2 separate regions of the Mus musculus genome follow, and region 2 is linked to region 1. A link is a loop called in an ENCODE intact Hi-C map of the cell type or tissue named here. Cell type or tissue: left cerebral cortex. All regions are shown on one strand. Each heading gives the region's core, and the rest is flanking DNA. Links, peaks and the distances in the headings are about the cores only.

What was found. Hi-C counts contacts between places; a loop is a spot of excess contacts. Peaks named below come from ENCODE experiments on the same cell type or tissue, not always from the same donor. Only the 100,000 strongest peaks of a DNase experiment are listed, where the experiment ranks them.
Region 2: it touches region 1 in a loop (5-fold over the local background); 5 of 42 quality-filtered maps call a loop at or near these places.

The regions. Positions count from the first base shown.
Region 1 is chr8:126,662,813-126,668,191 of GRCm38, reverse strand. No RefSeq gene overlaps it. Among named protein-coding and RNA genes, the nearest start is that of Gm31603, 64 kb to the left of the region's middle. RefSeq lists an enhancer at 436-2,771. In left cerebral cortex, for the core only: no CTCF peak of the experiment used is centred there; DNase peaks (open chromatin) are centred at 2,188, 2,465, 4,772, 5,052 and 3 more places; H3K4me3 peaks cover 635 bases; H3K27ac peaks cover 3,846 bases.
Region 2 is chr8:126,755,345-126,760,723 of GRCm38, reverse strand. Gm45805 (a long non-coding RNA gene) reads left to right here and starts at 2,371. Exons shown (of 3, transcript XR_003947622.1): 1 at 2,371-2,623; 2 at 3,471-3,560; 3 at 3,879-5,151. In left cerebral cortex, for the core only: a CTCF peak has its summit at 2,711; DNase peaks (open chromatin) are centred at 819, 2,450, 4,225 and 4,878; H3K27ac peaks cover 1,636 bases.

The DNA.
Region 1 (5,379 bases), core at 243-5,242:
AAGAATGACAGTCAGTAGGCATGCAGGCTAGGGAAAGATAGCGATGAAAATAGGGTAACAACCCCCCCCCTCCAGTAGTGGAGGGGGGTGGCCATGGTACGTGCTGTGCTCATAATACTCCCAGAGGAGCCTATCACCACCTCTTCCCTACCGGACCCCTATTTGGCTGAACACAGCGAACAACCCATTTTGGCTTGGCATGCCTCCTAAGAAGTACAGACTAGGCCTGGAATAAAAGCAGCATGGAACAGGCCCAGGGACTTCTGGGATACTTTCCTGCTTGCCAACTTTTCCCTCCTGACCTTGGGCCATGTCCCTCCTGGCAGCTCTACTTCGCTCCCTGCCAAGATGCAGCTGGAGAGAGACTATGGAGGCCGTTCTCAGTGCCACAGGGCCCCGCCGAGGGTGGCAGCCACTGTGTTTTTACAGAGAGGTTTGCAGGGTTACACCAAACACTTCGACCCCTTCTTAAGTCACCCTTCCTAAGTCACCAGCGGTGGGGCCAGGAGTCAGCCTGGCAGAACTTTCTAGATTCCGAAGAGGCCTTTCTGGGAACTTTGCTAAAACCCCGAGGGTCTGAAAGCCTGGCATCCAGATCTCTACTTCTAAGCAACCTCTGCCTTAGAAACCCACGGCCAACCATGTGCCTGGAGGCTTGCCTCTGGTCGAGACCTGTCATCTCCCAGGAGATGTTCCACTTTCTAAGCAGGTGAAAAATGCTCCTAATTAAAAACATTGCAATGTACTCTTTCTTCAGAGTCCCTCCTGGCTGCCGTTCCATGTGGGAACAAGAACACACTGGCCCTTGCAGGCCCTCGGTCCTGACAAAGGCTACTCAGCTCCGGCGTACCCTGAACTACCAGGGTTGGAGGTCTGATCTCCACTAGGTTGAGTCACAGCACTAAGCACAACCCTCCCAGTGTTGGCAGGGGAAGCCATGGTGCTAAGTTTGCGTTGGTGTCCAGAGGGTACGCAGACCCCTCCTCCTGCCCTCCTGTCTCCTCTTTCATGCTCCATGGGCCTGGCTCCCTGCAGCTTTCTCAGAACCACAGACACAGGGCCAGTGGAAAGCATGACAGTCTTCCCCATTTGGTGTTACGCACTCCACCATGCCTCAGGAAGAGATGGAGAACAGAGAAACAAGGTCTGGAAGTCAGCCCCACTCCCTCCCACAAGGTGCACAGGGAGGCCTGTCTGTCTCTAGTGACAGCAGCAGCAGCAGCCGGCCACCTCTCACAGCGAGGTGTCTTCCCCCTTCCTGCAGGCCCCACTGGGTAGGTTAACTGCCTTTTCTCTCTGCTCCCGGCTGCACATCTGGATAAAGGCGTGCCTCTACTTTGGTGTGTGTGTGTGTGTGTGTGTGTGTGTGTGTGTGTGTGTGTTTAACTTTCCTTCTCACTGCCATAGTAACCGCTGCATGTTTGGCAAAGGGACGGAGGAGGGAAAAAAAGCTAAGCCCTGGGAGGAAAAAGCTCTGAGCACAGGGCTGGCAGCCCGCCAGGGTAGTCACGCTGCCGCTGAGCTGAAATGAGGCCTCTGGCTGGCAGCCAAGTGACAGAGAACAAAGCTGTCAGTTCCTAATGTTGGCGGCAAAGCTTGCTTGGCACCCTTATATGGTTTCCCATAACTCCCTGCCTTGGCCACCGTCCATTCCCTTCAGGGCAGCAAACGGGGATTAGCACTGCTTCAAGTTGTTTTTCTCCCCTTCGCTCCAACTGCTCCGGTGACATCACCCTCTGCATTCAAGTGCCAGCAGGGTGGCTTCTTTCTGTCCCGCCCCTCCACCCCAGTCCTCCATGGCTCTCTCTCCCTTTCCCTCTTCCTCTCTCTCTCTCCCCCTACACACACACACACACACACACACACACACACACACACACACACTTCCTGTAGCCTCCCTCTTCCCTCCCTCCCTTTTTTTCCTTTAAATGTAGTGTTTTAGGTCATTCCTCTTGTCCGGGGCTTTTTTTTTTTTCCTACTAAATTAAAAACACCCAGGCACTTGTGCATTTAGCTGAATCAAGCCAGACGCTGTATTTTATTTTTATAACTGAATTCCTGTGAGATAAAAATCTCATTTTCCTTAGTAGGCTGTAATCAGCCCTTGCAGAGATGTTCCAACTGCCCCATCTCAAAGCTTCCTTAAGCAGCTCCACAGAGAGATGAACTTGGCTCTTTTTCAGGTTTAAAGGGGCCCCAAGGCCGGTCAAAGGCTGTTTGCGACACACTCACACACGCAGACTCATGAATGCTTCCCTTGTCGTGGAAATGTTACCGAGACCGCCGGACACACAGTCAGTACACACTGACTGCTGGACACACAGTAGTACACACCGTGTCCCTCCCCTTTCCAGAAGGAGAATAGGTGAGCGAGTAAAGCAGCTTCCGAAAAGACTGGTTTCAACTAGCAAGTGCCAGGCAGTGTTATGCAACTCACGGCTAGGTTCGTGAAAGAAATGGAGGTTTGCCGACTGCACAAATGGTCCCCCCCCCTTCTCCCCGCCCCGCTCTGATTCATGAACTAGTTTTCTGATTCATGAATCACTCGGGAGCCAGCAGGAGAAAAAATGAATCCTATTGATCTCATTTCAGTTGAAATGGGCTCAGCAGGCCCATTGCTGGCCGAGGATGGCTGGCCAGGGCCAGACATTCACTCCCAGCCTCCTCCTCCGTCTGTAAGCAGGTGCCTCCTATAGCACTATTAAAGAGATAGAACATAATCTTCCGCTACAATGGTCGTCAGTGGAAAGCCACTGTCCTGGTTGTTCCCTTGTTGGGAAATCTGTCAATGTCTATTGTTGGTCTTAATTTATTTCTTTTGAGATGGGAGAGGGGCACGTGGTTTGTAGCCCAGGCTAGCCCGATCCATTTGGCACCTCTTTCGAGCATCATCTTATTTTAATGTCTTTTCTGAATTCCGGTGAAGTTTATTGTTACTCTTGTGCTGGGGATGCTACAGGGCTTTGTGCACTCTCGGAAGCATTCCATCACAGAGCTATAGCCTCGGCAGACTCCTTACTTTTTATTTGGAGATAAAGTCTCATTGGGCTGTCTAGACAGGCTTTCACCTCATTCTGTTTCCCAGGCAGGCTTTGAAAACGTGCAATTCTGCCTCTGCGTAGCTGGGATAACAAGCCTGGAGACTTCTGAAGTAGAAAGTCCTGTTCTGAACCAGTAAACAAATGGCTTTCCACCCCCTCCCTACAGCCTCTTCAGCTAGGAAGGATTCTAGGTAATGCTCTGTCTTATGTAAGGGCAAGTTGGCCATGGCTGACTGTTCAACTCTATGAATGGGGGGGGGGGGGGCTGGGGGAGGATGGCAAGGGAGAGAGACTGAGATTGGATAAAGTCTGTCTTTCCTTCCAAAAAGAAATGAAGGCTTTGTCCTTGGTAGTCCAAGAAGCAGAAATTGAGCCTGAGGCCAAAGGCAGATGGAAAGACGCCCTCCCCACCTCCTTCCTCCATCCGTGAGCTACCACTTGGTGCATGCCTTGTGAAGTACCTCTTCGTCCAGCTGGTAGTATTCTGACCAGCACTTTCTTTGGCTAGTTGGTAGCACCCTGACCAGCACCTTTGTTGGCTAGTCTCCACACCTACCCTTACTCCATCCAGTCTCTGGGAAATTAAGACAGCTGGCTGGGTTAGGCACACTGGTACTCACCTGTGATACTAATCCTTAGGAGACTGAGACAGAAGGCTCGCTGTGGTTTTGACAGCAATGGACTATGTAGTGATGTAGTGAGTTCAAACCCAGCCTGAGGTACATGAGGAGCCCCTGATCCAAAAATAAATACCTATTACACACATACATTAGGTGAAATACCTAACACACATACCCCTCACATCTGCACCTGCACACACACACACACACACACACGAGAGAGAGAGAGAAAGAGAGAGAGAGAGAGAGGTATACACATACACAGACACATATACCTCAAGCAGCTGCAGCTGCACACACACACAGAGGCATATCCACACACACATCTGTACCCACATACACAGGGAGGCATATACATATCTGTACCTGCACACACAGAGAGAGGCACACACACGAGCACACACATACATATATGCTCCCACAAATCTGCACCTGCAGACACACACACACACACACACACACACAGAGAGAGAGAGAAAGATAATAAACAAACAAACAAACAAACAAGACACTTGGCCAGACACAGGCCTTTTAGAAACTGCACAAAAGCTGACATCTGAAAGAGAAAAGGACTGTGGCTTCCAGTAAGGAATTTTGGATCCAAGTGTGGAGAAATCAGCTTCCAGCCCTGGACTTGAGATGCACCTTAGCCCTGAGATGCATTTCACAAGAGTCGAAGCTTGGAGGAGGTCACCTTCCTCCTTTTTATTACACATTGCCCAGAGGAGGCCTGGGAGACAGGGAAGGAAAGCAGGCGAGTATGAATTTCAATCAGCAGTCAGTCCAAGGAGCCTCTTGCCCTCCTGAGGGCCCCGTGAAGGTGCCTTTCATCCCGACTCCTTGGGCTGGCTGAGTGTGATCAGCCACAGCAAAGGCCTGCAGGTCTCCAGGTCTCCGGTTAAAACTGCACCCAGACTTGCTGCTTAGCCTTAGAGCACACCGGGCTTGGCAGCTGGCTCATGTTTTGTATTGTTGTCTTTGATTTCACCCTCCAGGACATCCCCCAACTCCTGTGATCAACCCGAGTCCCTAGAACAGTTTTATGTAACACCCACTCGGCCAGCCCCAGCGTCTCAGAGCCTTGATTCCAGCATCTTCCATAAATCTGGCAACATATCAAAACCTCTGTTTCATAACACACTCAAAATAGGATTTTCTACTAACATGACAAGCCCAGGGCTTCTTGTAGGGGGGGCGGGAGTTTTATGAATCATTAATAGTTAAACAGAGATGTGCCCCACCTGCCTGTCTCTGGAGGATCAGGATAAAGAGGAAGATAGGAAGACTGTGGTCTACAGTCTGCTGGTTAGTGAACAAGGGACCTTCTCCAAGAATTTGCCAAATAATCTCAAACACATTGAGCATCTTACTCATGCTTTAGAAACAGAAAAAGAAAAAAATTACCTTCCTGCTGCCTCCTCCCCATTCATGGGGAGTGCGGTTTCCTTTTATTTATTGCCAGACACTGACAGTTGCAGACTTAACCCCCGACTCTCCTTTGAGGAGAGCAGCTTCCTGTAAGAAACACCTTAGATCTGGGCCCCACCAACTGCATGATTGAACTGCACTTGGGCATAGCGGATGATGGAGAGAGAGCAGAGACAGAAGAGAGGCTGCAGCTACCCTTATAAGCCCTGTACCCGCCACATCCGGCCCTGGTTTAGATTATGACTGGGAAGGGTGTATCCTCCCAAATACCATTTGCAGCCTGTTTAGGA
Region 2 (5,379 bases), core at 131-5,130, 93 kb before region 1:
AGCAGACACGTGTTCCCTGCACCTGACTGCAGGAGATCAGGACTCAAGTTCTCAAGCTTGCCCCCTGAGCATTTACATTCTGAGCTGTCTCTCCAGACCCCACCACTGAGCGGCTTTCCCTTGCAATACCTGATACCAGATTCTGGTCCTGTCAGAAGTTCCACAGGGGTGATTTTCTAGCTGCCTGCTGGATGCTAACATTTAGATACCACGGTGACACCAAAACTACTGTGTGTGCATGTTTGTGTGTGTGTGTACGTGCACGCGCGCGTGCGTGACATGCCTGAGAAAGATGTTTTTCTTCCTGGTGACTCTGCCTATTTCCCTGCCTTCTCTTTAATGCTCAGGTCTTTTGAGCACTTTGCATGACATCTGGTTTAACAGATGTGAGCTCTGGGTGACTGTCACTTCTTCCAGAGATTGTCCCTAATGGTGTTTGGTCTTTTCTCCCTTTGCTGTGCACAAATGATCTGAGCAATCTCAGCTAGAAAAGCCCATCAGGTATATTTACATAAACTTGCCTTTAATTTTTCTGCACCGTTGCTTTGTTTACCGCACAGAGGCTGCGTTCTCACTTGCTCCTGAATCTTACCAGCTTCTCAGGCCCTAGATGTAGGACCGTCTACATCATTTGGAAGACCCAGTGAAAGGACAGCCGTGAAACGTCTTGCTCAAAAATTAAAGCCTCAGTTTGCTGACCTCAGAGTCTTGGATTAGGAGTAGCCCTGAATAACTAGCTAGATCACAGCCCATGGGCCCAGCTCTTCCTGTCTCTGTAACTGAGTAGCCTCAGGCAAGCTCTGTGGCTTAGCCTCTATTTGTTTCTTCACTATTTTTAGTTTGGGAAGGGAATGAGGTCACTCTGCAAGCCTGGATGTTCCACTGACTTCTGACTTCTATTGTTGCGATTGAAAAGTCTGTCGTGGAGTGAACTGCCGACCCTTCCCTTCTCCTTCTTCTCTGCTTGCCTGTTTTTATTTTTGTCTTTGGCAGCTTTTTCTTACAGCGTGTCCAGGTTTTCATGTTTTTCTTTGACGTTTCTCTTTCTTCCGTCCCCCCCTCCCCCACTCCCTGTTTTAGAAAAACTCTCCGGCAGTGTCTTTGGAAATAGTGACCCCTCCCCATCCTTTCACGTGCTCCTGTGTTAAGCATACTAAGGTCCCTTCGATCTCAGTGATCTCATTATGCTTCATTCCGGGTCATCATCCAAGATGTCCTGTACCCCCTTATGTGGAGTGAAGGCCCTTCACCTGCATGTATGAAGCTTTTGTTGGTTCATGTTTCACTTCTAGGAGCTATACATAGTCCCTTTAAAAACATTTCAGGTCTTTTGAAATGAGTTTAATTCCTTTCTCATAACTTGTGCATGTGTGTGTGTGTGTGTGTGTGTGTGTGTGGTGTAGGTATAAGATTATGGGGGGTGGGGAGCAGGGCTGTACACACGTGTATGGACTTATAGAGGACAGGGGTCCATGTCAGGTATACTCCTTGATTGCTTTCCACCTGACTTTTTGAGATAGGGCATCTTACTCACTCTGGAGTCCTTAATTTCAGATTAGACAATGAGTTCCAAGGTTGGACCCCTCCCTGATCCCAGCACCGGTGTTACCGTCTACACAAGAGACCCCACCTCACTTTTGTGTGGCTTTGGGATCCAAACTCGAGTTCTCATGCTGTCTGGCCAACCCTTTACTGACTGGGTCCCCTTTGCTCATAATTTTACCCTCCTTACATTCTAATTATTTTTCCCACAATTCCCAACTTCTTTCTGATATCTGGATGCCTTTTATGGATTTTTTTTTTTTGTCTCCGACACTATATTTGGTGACTTGGGGGTGGGGTAGTGTTGAGGGTTGAACCCAGGGCTGTGCACAAGCTGGGAGCTGCTCATCACGTTTTGTAGGCTTGGGCACTATTTCAGAATTGGGTAATATTTCAAAAATGGCTCACCATGCCTTTAGGGCCACATTTATTATTTGGATGCGCTACAACTAGGTGTTTTATAGCCAGAAGTTTCTATTCTCCCCCACCATGACACTTCCACAAACGATCGTTCCTGTCGTCCTGAATGTCTGATCCCACTGGGACTGGGTGTTTTGAGATATCCCTAGCTCCTGAGACGTTTTAGGAAGTCAGCCAGGAGCCCTGTCTGAGCTCATGGCAGGCCTGTAGGGCTGATCAGGAAATGTCACCTCTTTCTGTGTGCAGCTTTTATGTAGATGAAACTTGGGTTTTATTCTGCAAAGAAAACAGCCAATGTACCTTTGCTAAAAATGGCTGGAGCACAGTGGCTAGACAAATTTAGCACAGAATGTGAGATGTTATAAAAGCAAACACTTAGAGGTTTGTGGACACAGAGAGTGTTGCTCAGCAATGACAAGAAAACAGAAGGAGAGGACATTTCACTTCCCTGTCCTGGCCCTCGCTCTGCCTCCAACCACGCCGCAGGCCTCTCTTCTGCACTTGAGTTTCCTGCCCCTTAAATATCGCTTTACCAGGAAAGGAGAACACCTTCACCCAAAGGACCAGCGGAGATGTGAGGACATCTGACTGCAGGCCACACAGCTGAGTTGGCAGGGAAGGCAGCTGGTGGCCACTTCCTGCCTCACCCTGCAGGAAGGAGGTACCCAGGAAAAGGACGTTAGAGCTGTAACCACTATAGATGGTTCCTGTTCCTCTCCAGGGACAGCAGCCTCCTCATGTGGACTACTTCTGTAGGCCAGATGGGGGATATCTAAGCACACAGACAGGATTGAAAGCGGTCCATCTGCAGTGGGTTTTTCTCATCCCTTACTCTTGGGAAAGTGAAGTGAAAGTGTGTGTGTGTGTGTGTGTGTGTGTGTGTGTGTGTGTGAATGTGTATGTGTGTGAGTGTGTGAGAGAGCATGTATGTTTGTGTGTGAGTGTATGTATGTGTATGTGTGTGAGAGAGGGTATGTGTATGTATGTTTGTTGTGAGTGTATGTGTGTGAGTGTATGTGTGTGTGTGAGTGTATGTGTGTGTATGTTTGTGTGTGGGTGCATATGTATTTATGTGTATGTGACTATGTATATGTGTGTGAGTGTGTGTGAGTGTATGTGCATTTGTGTATGAGTGTATATGTGTATGTATGTGTTTCTGTGTGAGTGTATGTGTGTGTGTGAGTGTATGTGTGTGTATGTGTTTGTGTGTGGGTGCATATGTATTTATGTGTATGTGACTATATATATGTGTGTGAGTGTGTGTGAGTGTATGTGCATCTGTGTATGAGTGTATATGTGTATGTATGTGTTTCTGTGTGAGTGTATGTGTGTGTGAATGTGTGTGTGTGTATACACTTACCAATGAGTGTGTGTGTAGAGGTCAGAGGTTCAGACTGAGTATCTGAGCATTTTCTTCTATCACTTTCCACATTATCTTACCGTCATCATCATCGTCATCATCGTCGTCGTCATCGTCGTCATCATCATCGTCATCATCATCATCAAAGACAGCATCTCCCACTGAACTGGGGCTTACCAATTGGCTAGACTGGCTGGCCAATATGCCCTGAGCATCTAGTTCTGCTTCCCCAGAACTGGTGAGGAATAGGGTATTTTTACAGCCCTGATCCTTGCATGCTTTGGACACATTCACCACTTGACTTGGCCCAGGAAAACCTGGTTGACTCTTAGTTTTCAGTTTGGCAATAGTGCAACCTTTTTGGAGTCTGTCTTAGAAGGTTCTACCATGGTTCTGTGATATTAAGCAATTGTGATCATGATAGTAGATGCTGTTCCTTGAGGACCCTCCCCTGCTTCTGTGGTATAGGGCAATAAGATGGAATGAGGGGGTCTCACAGATGGGATTAACTATGGGGACTGTGGAAAGCATGGACTACTTATATTGATACCCACAGGGCCCTGTCTTCCTGAAGTCCTGCGTTTCAAGAAGCCCAAGCTCAAGGAATCTCCTCCAGACATGTGACAGACCTCAGCTGGCAAAAATCCTTCTTCAGGGCTACCCAGCTTCTCACCCACAAAGGTCAACGCATCTGTAGCTTTCAAGTCTCCTGCTGGATGTGACATCTGCCCCGGGTTGGGAGCTAAAATGCCTTGGCTGATTTTTTTCTGGGATAAAGTCAGAAGGAGGGCTCCGACAGTCTTTCTGAGCTTTAAGGTGTAGACTACAGCCTGTGTGGTTTAGCAAACCAGCATTTTACGCTTGGATGTGAGCTCGGGAGCTCTGTGACTTGGGTTCATTCCCGTCTCCTCAGAGTGTAAGCTGCATGAGTACTGTGTGTTCCTTGTTTTATCCCCAGGACCAGGAAGAGAGTCCAGGGCCAAGGGCAAGCATCTGTAAACAGTTGACAGAGGAATTAGCATGCCAATAGCTTTGAACAAATGAATGGAACTAAGTCAGTTTGGGAACTGAACTCAGCCGCTAATGAAGCTACTCATTGCACTTAACCAAGACCCCACTTCCCTGAGACCCCCACTTCCATCTTCTTTTTCCCTGAGCAAATTTAACTTATTGTTTTGTCTCAAAATACCATTACTGAAAACCTTTCCTCTGCAGTCCTTAGTGTGCCTCACGTTGTCTTAAGAATGCATGTAGCACGAGATTGCAACCAGAAGGAGACAATTACTTGATTCCTTACTCCCTGAGTCCCGAGTTCACTGGTTCTCTTCTGCAGGTATTTCTCTACAAACTGACAGAGCTTTGCTGAAGCCCTGCTGCTGGAGGCCTCTGTGTAACACCCTCCTGTGTAGGAATTTGGTCATGGAAAACATATCAACAAAGGCCTCTCTTTAGGCTTACCACATGAGTGCATGGTCTTCATCCTCTAACGGCCCATGCTTGGCACCAACCAGCCAGTTCCTCATTTACCCCAGGGGATCAGGCTCACTTCTGTATTTTGACACTTGCCAGTCATGCTGTCTTTACCAACGCCAGCAAGTGGGAGATGGCATGGTTCTTGCCGAAACTTTGGGGGCCTCCCACGGATGCGGCACCTACCACTAGTACATGTTACTCCTTAGAGAGGGCCTTAGGATACTCAGAAGATCAGCTGATCAGGGATTGATAGAAAGCCCAAAGATGCTTCCTCCCAGAGTAGCCCAAATGTCATCTAATATGCTTGAATTCTCACTCTGAGTATCGCAGGTTTACCCAAATAAATATTTTCATTCTCAGAGTCTGTGCCTGATCAAATTACCCAAAGACTGTGCCTATGGTTGAAAAAAAAAGTTCCCCTGTTCTTCCTCCTTGCTCCTGGCAAGTGCCCTTCTGCTTTCTCCATGAGCTTCGCTCTTCCAGGTCCCTAATGTGTAAGATGATGGCTTTCCACTTCTTCTTGGCCCTTCCTTGATAACAGAGATTTCCAAACACTACAAAGTTTTAGGATGATACAGGGGTCT